Regions from separate parts of the Homo sapiens genome. Here region 2 is linked to region 1. Evidence: chromatin contacts called from ENCODE Hi-C or POLR2A ChIA-PET data. All regions are on one chromosome and are shown on one strand. The core of a region is the stretch at or near the end of the contact, and the rest is flanking DNA. Distances in the headings are between cores, read along the strand shown.

The links. Hi-C counts contacts between places; a loop is a spot of excess contacts on that map. ChIA-PET counts read pairs that join two places held with the same protein, here RNA polymerase II (POLR2A).
Region 2: a map of Caco-2 shows a loop between it and region 1 (7-fold over the local background). The contact joins two enhancer-like sites. A Hi-C loop is called at or near these places in 2 of 168 maps with a recorded cell type or tissue (Caco-2 and endothelial cell of umbilical vein). POLR2A ChIA-PET finds 5 or more read pairs at or near these places in 2 of 52 experiments (OCI-LY7 and Panc1).

What each region holds. Positions count from the first base shown.
Region 1 is chr2:28,077,864-28,083,034 of GRCh38, forward strand. The region is part of intron 6 of BABAM2 (BRISC and BRCA1 A complex member 2); the gene reads left to right. Among named protein-coding and RNA genes, the nearest start is that of MIR4263, 84 kb to the left of the region's middle. Within about 2 kb of position 3,313, at least 8 of the 41 ENCODE cell types and tissues checked have a DNase peak (open chromatin) inside an H3K27ac peak, as active enhancers do.
Region 2 is chr2:28,267,018-28,272,975 of GRCh38, forward strand. All of the region lies in intron 10 of BABAM2 (BRISC and BRCA1 A complex member 2), which reads left to right. It overlaps LOC124907745 (a long non-coding RNA gene), which reads right to left. Exons shown (of 2, transcript XR_007086254.1): 1 at 2,368-5,958; 2 at 1,549-1,884. Among named protein-coding and RNA genes, the nearest start is that of BABAM2-AS2, 40 kb to the right of the region's middle. Within about 2 kb of position 2,339, at least 10 of the 41 ENCODE cell types and tissues checked have a DNase peak (open chromatin) inside an H3K27ac peak, as active enhancers do.

The DNA.
Region 1 (5,171 bases), core at 2,063-4,562:
AGAAAATTAAATACCAACAGAGAGAAAACAAGGATGACCACTTGGTTTCTGGCTTAAGTAACTGGGTAGATGTTTGCGCCATTTACAGTAGTACCTCCATCCTCTTTTCCACTTTCTGGGATTTCAGTTACCTGGGTCAACTATTGTACAAAGAAATTAAATGGAAAATTCCAGAAATTAATAATTTATACATTTTAAAGTTTGTACTCTTCTGAGTAACATGATGAAATCTCATGACATCCGGCTCTGTCCCACCCAAGATGTGAATTGTCCTTTTGTCCAGCATCTTCACAATGTACAAGCCACTTTGCTCTAGCTGTGTACACTGCGTGCCCTTCCATCACTTAGTAGCCAATTAGCAGATCTGATATTGGTTATATCATATCTCTTTATGGATGTCTGATATAACCAATATCAGATCTGCTGTTGCTGGTACCACAATGCTTGAATTAAGTTGACCCTTATTTTACTTAATTATGGCCCCAAAGTGCAAGAGTAGGGATGCTGGCAATTCAGACATGCCACACAAGCCGTAAAGTGCTTTAAGTGAAAAGGTGAAAGTTCTAGAATTAATAATGAAAGAAAAAAACCCTATGCTGAGGTTGCTAAGCTTTACAGTAAGAATGAATCATCTATCCATGAAATTATGAAGAAGGAAAATGAATTTTTTGCATAGTATATAGGGGGTTTGATGCTATCCATGATTTTAGGCATCCACTGGCAGGTCTTGGAACATGTTTCCCATGGATAAGGAAGGACTATTGTATTTAGATGGGAGAATGGGGATTAGAGTGGGGTATAGGTTTGGGTGGGGGTGAGCACACTGAGGTGTTGATCAAGATTTCTATAATAATTTGGCAGTGTTGATTTGGAATTGCCTTTCAGACATCTAGGTGGAGATGTCCAGTAGCTAGGATATGCAAGTCTGGCATTCAGAAGAGAAACTGAGGTGGAACTATAAACTTGAAAGGGTTTAGCATGAAGGCATTTCTTATATCCATTGGAATGGTTAGCCTTCCTTCTTCCCTTCCTCCCTTCCTCTGTCCTTCCATCCTTCCTTCGTTAATCATTAAACAAGTGGTTCTCATTTAGATTTATTTACAGTTAATCATATTTCCAGCATGAACCAATTTTTCAACTCTCATTGTTATGTCAGCTGAACACACAAATTAACACATATTCTCCAAGAAATTGGGAAATACTGATCCTACTTCTTTAGCAACTTATTTTCTAAATTTATATAGAAAAAATTGCAGAAAGAAAAAATGGCAATAAAATCATTTCTCAAGAACCATTAAGTGTGCCAGAGTTTCCTCAAAACAGAAATTTCAGAATAGTGGATACCTGGCAGGGGTAGTAGGTAAGGGGATGAGAAAGGTAAGGGGCTACACAGGCCCTTCCTTTGTATTTCATGTTATGTTTCTTTATCTGCATGGTGGCTAGATTGGCATTCATTATATCAGTGATTAGACTATTTCATCTAAGGGAAAAAAACCAAACTCTTGCACATATTTCTAGAGAAAGTCTTCAGAATTTGATTACTCCAATGACAGTGTTTATTTGTTTTCTTTTTGTTGTAGTACAAGAGAGGCAGGAATTAGAGGTAAAATAAAAGCTCTTTGCTTCCTTTATTAGTAAATATAGCTTACTAAAGAAAAGTTTTATGACTAATTTTTGAATTGCAGTAAATAAGCATATTATTTCACTGTTCAAATACAATGGTCTGATCGTTGTATATTTTTTAAATTAAATTGAGCTCTAGGCCTTTGGTCAGGTACCTTACCTTCATACTTATTTTCATGGGAAATCCAGCCTAATTACATTGTATGGATTTACAGTGCTTATTAAGGAACATAATTCTCTGTAAATGTAAGCATTGCCTTTAATTTGAAGTAAAGGTGGGTGGATTTCATTTCACTGATTGAGACAGTGTCATAGACATTAGAAAATAAACTGTTAGGGTTTACGTTTTCACATAAACTCTTTGAAAAAGCCGGAATTATCTTAATGTTTTATTTGTAGTGGTATTAACAATAAAAGTTATATTATACTATTTTAAAAATATGTTACCTAAAAAATAAATTACAAATCTAGGCTCATAGTTAACATTATACTGTAGATATATTTCTGCAGGGTTAGTATACACTGTTTTGCACAGTGAATTCTTAAAAAGAAACTATAGGAGCTCACCATTTAAGAAACCCTTCAGCCACTCCTTCTATACAAAGAATAATATTTGTACATTCAGATTTTTAGATTAGATTTTTAAAAGTAGTTAAATTGGGCATCTTTTATCATATTTGTCTTTAATTAATGGTGTGACTCTGGGGAAAGTAAAGAAACCTCTCTGAGCTCCAGTCTTATCTTTAATTTCAAAAGTGAACTAGATAATCTCTGAGGTTCAGCCTTAAAATTCTGTGATACTCATTTAAAAATAACTGTACCATCCAGCATTTCAGAAAAAGCATTAAGGACATGTGTTTCATTTCCTTAAATGAAAACAGATTATAATGTATGTAATCAGAGCATTGAAAAGAGAAGGAGAGAGAGGTGATTTCAGTACCAAAATTTGTCTATAGGATAGACTACCTGGATGAGGCAAAAGGATCTATAGACTACCTGCCTCAAAAATCTCTAGATATAATGAGAGAGATGGTAGGTACTCCTTGAGATGAGATACTAGTCTGATGATGGCTTTTTTTGGTGATGGCTGTTGAACAACATGTAAATAAAAGCAGTAATCATGTTAGAAGAGACCAATCTGTGCCTGTGTTCTGTAGACTACATTGTTAAGAGCATGGTTCAAATATTTGAAAGAGAAAAGAAAACTGCTTTTAAAACCACTTACAATTACCTTGGCATTCTCATTTTAAGTAGCCATCTGCAAGCATATTAATTTTATTATTTCAGTGAACTCCCTATTTGATTAATCCGTGACCTGATTTAGTAAACATTTGTCAGGATATATCTTCCCTGGAGATACATTAAGCTTGGAGCATGTAAGGCATCTTTTTTCCTATTCAAACAGTGAAGTTAGGAAAGTGTTGTGGTAATAATGTGAGCACAATTGTCTAAGAACATTAAGAACCTTCGTCTGGATCTTTTGTTACCATAAAAGGCAATGTATCATGCTTTCCTGTTTTGCATGGATGAGAAGGGAGTAAAAAACACCAAAAGAATTTTTATTGCATAGAAATATTTCCTTCCTAGCAGTTGGTGAAGCAATAATGAGCCTACAAAACAATCTTCCTATAGCTGGGGAGAGGAGGGCAGGAAAACGTAGTGCAGCCAGCCACATAGATTCGCAGACTGGCAGGCTGGTCACAGAGCGCCTGCTTCCATCCAGAGTCCCTTCTACATGTAACTCTCCCCAGGGCAAAGCGCCTGCATGTGCTTCTTCTCACAGCCCTTTAAGATATACAGGGCAAGTAGGAGCTGCTTCTTTTCTAGAAGAAGAACTTATCCAAGCCTGTGGTGCAGACGATTGTTGTAGGCAGGCTAGAGCCACACTTACCTGATTCCCAATTTGTACGTAAGACCAGGCAAGGTCCACTGTGTTGAGAAGATGCTTTCTGTGAATCAAATTACTTGGTACAGAAAATGTTGCTTTCAGTGTATCTTGTGGCAACTTTAACATTGTAGACATCACCACTGAATAAGATGAATGCGTGGGAATTGTGGATTTGAAAACACTAAAAGTGGTTATCAGGCTTTAGCACATCTTAAGAGTCTGCATTTCCACTAGCCTAATTCACACTGGGCCCTTCTCAGCGTTTCTTAATGCTACGCTACTCCCACTTCCTTTCCTCTGTTTCCCTCACTTCAGCCCTAAATGAATTTAGGTTGTTGAACAGAAATGATCATAAATCCCTTTTTAAGCCAAATGAAAAGAGGCCCATAATTTCTTTAGTTTGTTTCAGACCCATTACCTTTCAGAAGGTCAAACCTGCCTCATTCTCTAGGTGTGGACATGATACGGATAACAAAAAGGCATGGGGATATGTTTTATCAAATGTCCTAAAGATGTTTTTACATGCAGTTTTTAATAAAAAACAATTATCTACTATGCATAAGAACTAAAGTAATAATGTGCAATGCATTTTGTGCTTTTTAATAATAAATTATTAGTAATGAAGTGGAGACAACTTAGAGTTGATTGTTTTCTTTGGAGGTAAGGAAACATATTGAAACTAAACAATAGTAGCTGCCTAAGATTTCATGATGTGACAGTGGCATATTGCTATGGGGGAAAAAAAACAACCATGCACAGAAGAACAAGCCATTCACCCTGATATCAGTAATTTGAAAGTGAAGAGCAATTCTTTTTCAGCGTGATATATTTTTCAGTTTTAGGTTAAAAGTGTTGCATTCCAAGGAAGGCACTACAGTGCGTTCTCAGTATAAAGCAAATAGTTTTGTGGTATTGGTTGTCTGATGTGGTTGAGCACTGGTATTTCATAGCTTTCAAAGAAACATTTTAAAGATAAAAAGAAGAGCAGAAATACTGGAAAAGGCAATATGTCATCTGAATTCTGTTGGTGCTTAAGAACAGCAAGGGCTATCAGTTACCCTTGAGTTCCAGTCCCAGTTTTGTCACTGACTCTGACCTTAGGCAAGTTATTTAACTTATTTATGCCTTTGTATCCTCTTCTCTAAAATGAATCTAATACCTGTCTCACAGTGTTAAGTTGTGAGGATGAAATAAAATAATGCCTGTGAAGCACTTCCTATAGTGCTTGGCATGTGAATCCTCAGATAATGATCACAGTTAAGGAATTGGATGGTTGCTATTTTCATGGTTCTTTAGTTTACAGGTTTTCAGAGTATTTTACTAGTAGACTCTATGCTTAATTAATTCATTCAACTTAATAGTAACCAGAAATAGTGTTCTTTCATCTGGAGTTGTAATTCCCTCACTTGTAAGTAATTTTTCTGCTGCCTCTTGTCTTTACTGAAAATTGATTCTGTTCGTTGCTGTGGAGGCCTCACCTTTCTCACTTCTCCTGATATACTGTGAAAATATTAAAACCTAATAATTTGTCCACATGCACCACTCTTTTCAGTAATCATTGCTGACTCTGTCAACCCTAGACTCATTCCCACTTTGCTAGACAACCTCAGTACCTGGGTCTTATCTTCTCTCCATCCTCTGCCATCATCCTCCCCAATTC
Region 2 (5,958 bases), core at 1,089-3,588, 190 kb after region 1:
TGGTGACAGGCACCTGTAATCCCAGCTACGTGGGAGGCTAAGGCAGGAGAATTGCTTGAACCTGGGAGGCGGAGGTTGCAGTGAGCCTAGATTGTGCCACTGCACTCCAGCCTGGGTGACAAGAGTGAAACTCTGTCTCCAAAAAAGAAGGAAAGAAAGAAAGAAAGAATACAAAGATCCTATGTACCCTTCACCCACTTTCTCCCAGTGGTATCATCTTGAACAACTGTAGTACAATATCAACAACCAGGATAGGATACTGACATTGACACAATCAAGAGGCAGAACAACTCCACTAGGAGGATCCCTCCTGGTGCTTTTATCTCCACAAGTCCCTCACTCCCCCATAAATGCAGGAGGCAGAGCCCACCCCCAGGCCCAGCTGTTGCTTCATTTACACTGACTAGACACACACACACATACACACACACACACACACACACACACACTTTTAATGTATTTTGAAATGGTGGTTTTATCAGGAAAGTCTAACACCTATAACAAGCAACCCCCAGTCTCTGTGGCTAACACAGTAACGTTTTATTTCCTGTGCTGTCAATTCAGTGGTGGTCATTATGGATGAAAGGAGGACTCTGCTTCTTGCAGAAGTTCTGGGACCAGCTTCTCTGTCTAATGGCTCCACCATTCCCTATGGCCTCAGCATCCTCCACTGCACCCTCTTCTTCAGGCCAGCATGGCAGGGGCCATAGGGGTCAGGCCCAGAAGTGGCATTTATCTCTCCAACACACAGAATTTAGTCATTTGGCTCCACCTCACTGCAGGAAGGCTGGGAAATTTGTTTGGGTATGCCTAGGAGAAAAAGGAAAAATTGTTGATGAGCACATGTTCAAGAATAATCATGGCAGTATCTCTAGTTGTAGTTGAAACTAGAAGAAACCCAAAAACCCAAATGTTCACTGACAGAGGAATGGATAAATAGTGTCAAATTTACATTATTATACAACTGTGAAAATGACAAACTGTATCTATACACAATAAAGACGAAATCTTAGAACCCTAATATTGACTGAAAAAAGCAAGTTCCAGGAGACACACGATAGAATTTTTATATAAAGAGCTCAAAAACAAGCAAAACCAGACAATCTGTCCATTTATTTATTAGGGATATAGAAATCTGCATTAAAGCCATGTTTCTAAAAAAGTGAAGGTGTCCTGGCCGCAGTGGCACATGCCTATAGTCCCAGCTACTTGGGGAGGCTGAGACAAGAGGATACGTTGAGCCTAGAAATTGAGTCTAGCCTATCAAGACTCAGTCTCTAAAAAACAACAAACAAAAATGAAGGAGTGATAAACAGGCATTTTAGGACAGTGATTATCTCTGGAGAGAGAGGCAGGGAGACAATGGAGAGAGAGGGATGGCAAGGTCGCTTCAGCTTGTGGCTCATGTCTTTGTTCTGAGAGGGAGCATAGATTCAGTCATGTTCTGTTTTTCTGCTGTGTTTCAGACCTTAAGTGTGTATTACAAGTATTCTTTGGTATGTGTCACATATTGCATAATTTTTAAAAGAATGAACCAAAACATTATAATTAGTAGTAATAAAGATAAGTCTTTATTAGTTCTAAGAATGTGACAAGGAACAGATCTATTGCTTGAGAAGGTAATTCTGATAAACTGGTTTTCCTAATGCTGTGGAGTTGACCCACACTGGGGTGGCTCTACCCAAGATCACAAATGCCGGCCCCCGTTGTTTGGATCAGCCCTCGTGCCCTGGTCTTGATCTTTTCTGGTCCTCCTGCAGTTTCCTTTAATTGCCTTGAAGTTTCCAAAAGTTCGTTACACTCATCCATTGACTCAATCATCTTCAGAATCCTAGTATGAAGTCTTGAGGTCCACTGTAGAGATTATTTGTCTGCGGAGAAATCCTACAAAGCTGTTATTGTGATCCTTGCCAATGAAAGGCAAGTTTTACATATCTAAATTTACTAAACACTATCCCTTTAAAAGTATCTCATACCTACAAAGATATAACCAAATCTAACATTTCAGCAAACAAAAGCTGAGGCTTGTAACCAACAGAAGTAATTGCTATACAGTTATCACGAGAAGTACATGCCCAGCTTCCAGGGTAACCACATTACTTAATAAACATATCAAATCTCTTTTATCTTAAAAGACCCAAAGAAACCACCCCAGTAATGGTTGCCAGCCCTGATCCATCCCTTATCTGTTGCTGGCAAACTGTCTGTAAATAGTCAATCCAGAACACTCCTCTAGGTTGTTTTTTCTTGCTCTCTCCCTTCCCCCTTCTCCTCTCCATCTTGGAAGTATTCGCCTTTGCAGTCTCCACCCTCTGTAGAGACTCTGTGCTCTCTGCACCCGGAATGAGTCAGCATGTGGATACATACCTGCATTTCTAGGGAAATGGACTGGGGTTATCAGAAAACTCAATCTGTCCAACCATGGATAAAAATCAAGACATTTTATTGCAACCCAGATAGTTAGCTCAGCAGCTGCACTCTGGAACATACAGTACAACTCCTTTGGGAAATACCTAGTTGGGAGTGACTTTCGGTCTCTTGGGTAAAATGTTCCCTTCTCATACAGCAAACCTTTTGTAAAAGGGAAACAGACTCCATCCAAACTGGGTGGTAACTGGAGATAAAGGCAGGCCACTCCTGTTTGAATGTTTGTCATTTTGATGAGGATTTTGTTTAACAAGGTTTCTACCTTATCTGTCTTCTTTCAGATTTACAGCTCCAGAGCCCATAAAAGGGAGGCCACAGATGTGAACATGGGCTGTGGAAAGATTAGAAACAAACTGAGGCTATTCAATAGAAATAATCTTGAGATATTTTGGATTTTTTCTTGTCATTTTTTTTTTTTTACATTGACAATGACATCAGGAGCTCTAATAGTATTTGACTGATAGTACTTAGTAGTACTTGGCCAACTATACATATTAGGAAAATGCTGGAAGGCATATTGTCTTGACATTATTTATAGCCTGTGTTCTATTTCCTTTACTCTATGCTGAGAAACAGGGTTAAGCCTATTATTATAATTTTATTAGAAATTATTTTATTGAACACCTGTTGGGCCAAACACTGTATCAGGTACTTGAATAAGATATGGTCCCTCCCTCATGAAATTTTTTTTTTAAGAGACAGGGTCTTGCTCTTTGACACAGGTTGGAGTATAGTGGTGCAATCATAGCTCACTGCTGCCTCAAACTCCTAGACTCAAGCCATCCTCCTGCCTCAGTCTCCTGAGTAGCTGTGGTTACAGGCACGTCCCAGCACACCTAGCTGATTTTTTATTTTTTGTAGAGACAGGGTTTTGCTTTGTTGCCCAGACTGGTCTCAAACTCCTGGCTTCAAGCATTCATCCTGCCACAGCCTCCCAAAGTGCTGGGATTACAGGCATGAGCCACTTTGCCTGGCCCCTCATGAAACTTAAAATTAAATTATCTCTTTAAAAAGGAGCAGGCCTAGGAACAAGCTCTTTAAGTAGTGGTGTCTGGCACCTATGTGCACACTCTGTGTGGTCTTTATGTTTTGGAGAGAGTTATGGCTGCTGCTGCTATTGGTCGTGTATTTGACTGTACCTGAACCACATACCACCTTCGTCTTTCCTGAACCAAGAGTCGACCTGCTGTTCACCCAGATGGCATGACTATTCCTTCAGTCTGTTGCTATCTTCTGCTGTTTCTACAGAAGAGCCTCAGCCCTGAATCCAGATCACACTAATAGTTGTTATTTATGAAACACTGCAACATAAAAGTCATGATTGCCGTTCTATAGCAGAGAGGTTTAGTGACTTGCCTAAGATCCCACAGGTGGTAAATGCAGAACCAAATTTAAACCAGTTCTCAAATGTCCAAATTCAAATGCAGCTCTTTCTCTTCTGCCTTGCTTTATCTTACTCACACAGTGATGTAATGCTAGTGTTTCTTGATCCTTATACTGATATGATCTTGCCCTCTTCCCTGGGATTCAGGAGGCAGGTCTACATGAGATGCAGGCACACCGAGTTAATGTGTACAGAATATGTTCCAGAGCCTTGGAGAAACAAAAGGCTATAGCGTGTCTTATTTGGTTCTTCCCAGTTTGGAAGATAGCTGTCCATAAGCACATAGCTAGCTCTCAGTGGGATGTCTAAGGTGTTTGGCAGTGTTTGAGATAAAAGGAGGCAGCTGCTTCACATATATGGACGTCTTCAGAAGCACACAGGTGTAAGGTCTTAGGATTTTCACCCAGCATCCCAAATAGAGGAGATTTTTGTAAATGCAAGGTGGTCGAGTGTGTTTGATTTGATTAGGCCTCAGGCTGGACAAGAGCCACTACCTCCCACCCAGGCAACTTCCTGCTGCACCCTGGATTTGTTCCTTCAAGGATTCCCCAGCCAGTCAGTGAACCAACATGATTTCCTCTCCTCGTGGCCTGGGCCCTCACAGGGACAGCTGTGCTTCCAATTCCAGTGACATGACTCTGTCACAGTCTTCAAATAATTTCTAGTTTTCTTTTTCAAAGAAAGAAATTTTGAGAGCTCTGTCCACACATTGTAAAGGAAACAACCCTCTTAAATATCCATGCCCTTTACAGTGAATATTCCATTGACATATTAAACCAGAGGCAGTCTCATGATTTTGAAAAGGATTTTGGATAAATATAGAAGGCATGTATCACCCCAAATCCATCCTTTATGGAGTCATTACTTAAAAGGGAAAGGGCCAACCAGGCAGGTTAACAATATGGTACAATACAGAAAGACTCTGCTTATCAGTTTCAAAATTGTACATTTAAAACAAGTTCTCAAGTTTCAGTTTCATTTTATGTATGCATTTATGCTCAAGCTTGGTAATTACCCTCAGCTCATGACATTTATACCAATCAGTAATGTTTAATTATCCCAGATGATTACTCCGTCAGTTCTAGGCACATGGTGGAATGTAGAGGTGGTTCCTACCTTCAAGAGCATTAACTTTCAGTTGGCATGTGTGGAGAGATGTGGTAGATACAAATACATTTTGGAAGGGGAGGGGAAGGAGAGTTATGTTGGCTGGTAGAGAATTGGGAGAATTCTTTTGGGAAAGCATCCAAGAGGAGGTGGTTTTAAGATTCCACTTTGGAGGCTGGGAATGATGAAGAGGAGACAAAAGATTCCTTCTGGGATTTAGACCAGCTTACTGTTCAAAAAGCAACAATGAAGGTCTGTGACCATAATATGTTCAGAACTTCAATTCAAAGGACAAATAGAAATCAAACACTTATCCATGAAAAAGTTGTAAAAACTAAATTAAATATCAAGTTTTTTGTTTTAGGTTTAGAAATGTGGTTGCTGGGTGTAATAATTTGGACATGTCATGGGAAAATGATCCTTTAGGCAAAATCCTTTAAAACTTGTAGCTTTGAGGAGGAAAGTGGAGTAGTGATGGAACCCCACATAACAAAAGGGACAGCCTGTTGCTTAGGCAAAGGCTGCAAGATAAGAGGAACGCGAACTGGCTCAACTCAAGGATTCAGACCTTGGTGTAATTCAGAACAGTCAAATGAAGGTGACTTCAGACTTCTGTGAAGCTCACTTTTGCTCCAAAGAGTGGTGGGAGCATAGCAGAAAGTCAAGAATTGGACAGAACTTTTTCAGTTTGACTGAAGACTCAGCGGGGCTCCACGTAAACCAACAGTTATTGAGCCTGTCCCATCCCAGAGGTACAGGATAATGCAAGATGGTCCCTGCTGTCAAGCTGCTCATTGCCTGGCAGGGAAGTTTCTGAGACCAAGAAAGCCCACAGTGGGATAGGGACTTCCGAGGGTTCTGTGGGAATCAGAAGGGAGCACCTCCCTCTGCGTGAGGGAGCTGGGGAAGGCTTGACAGAGAGGCCATTGAACTGGGGACTGACGTGGCTGGGACGACATGTGGAGGGATACAGGTTTGGGAAATGGAGAGGCTGGGATCTGTCTCACTGGAGGAGGGCAAGTGCAGGAAGTCATCCATGG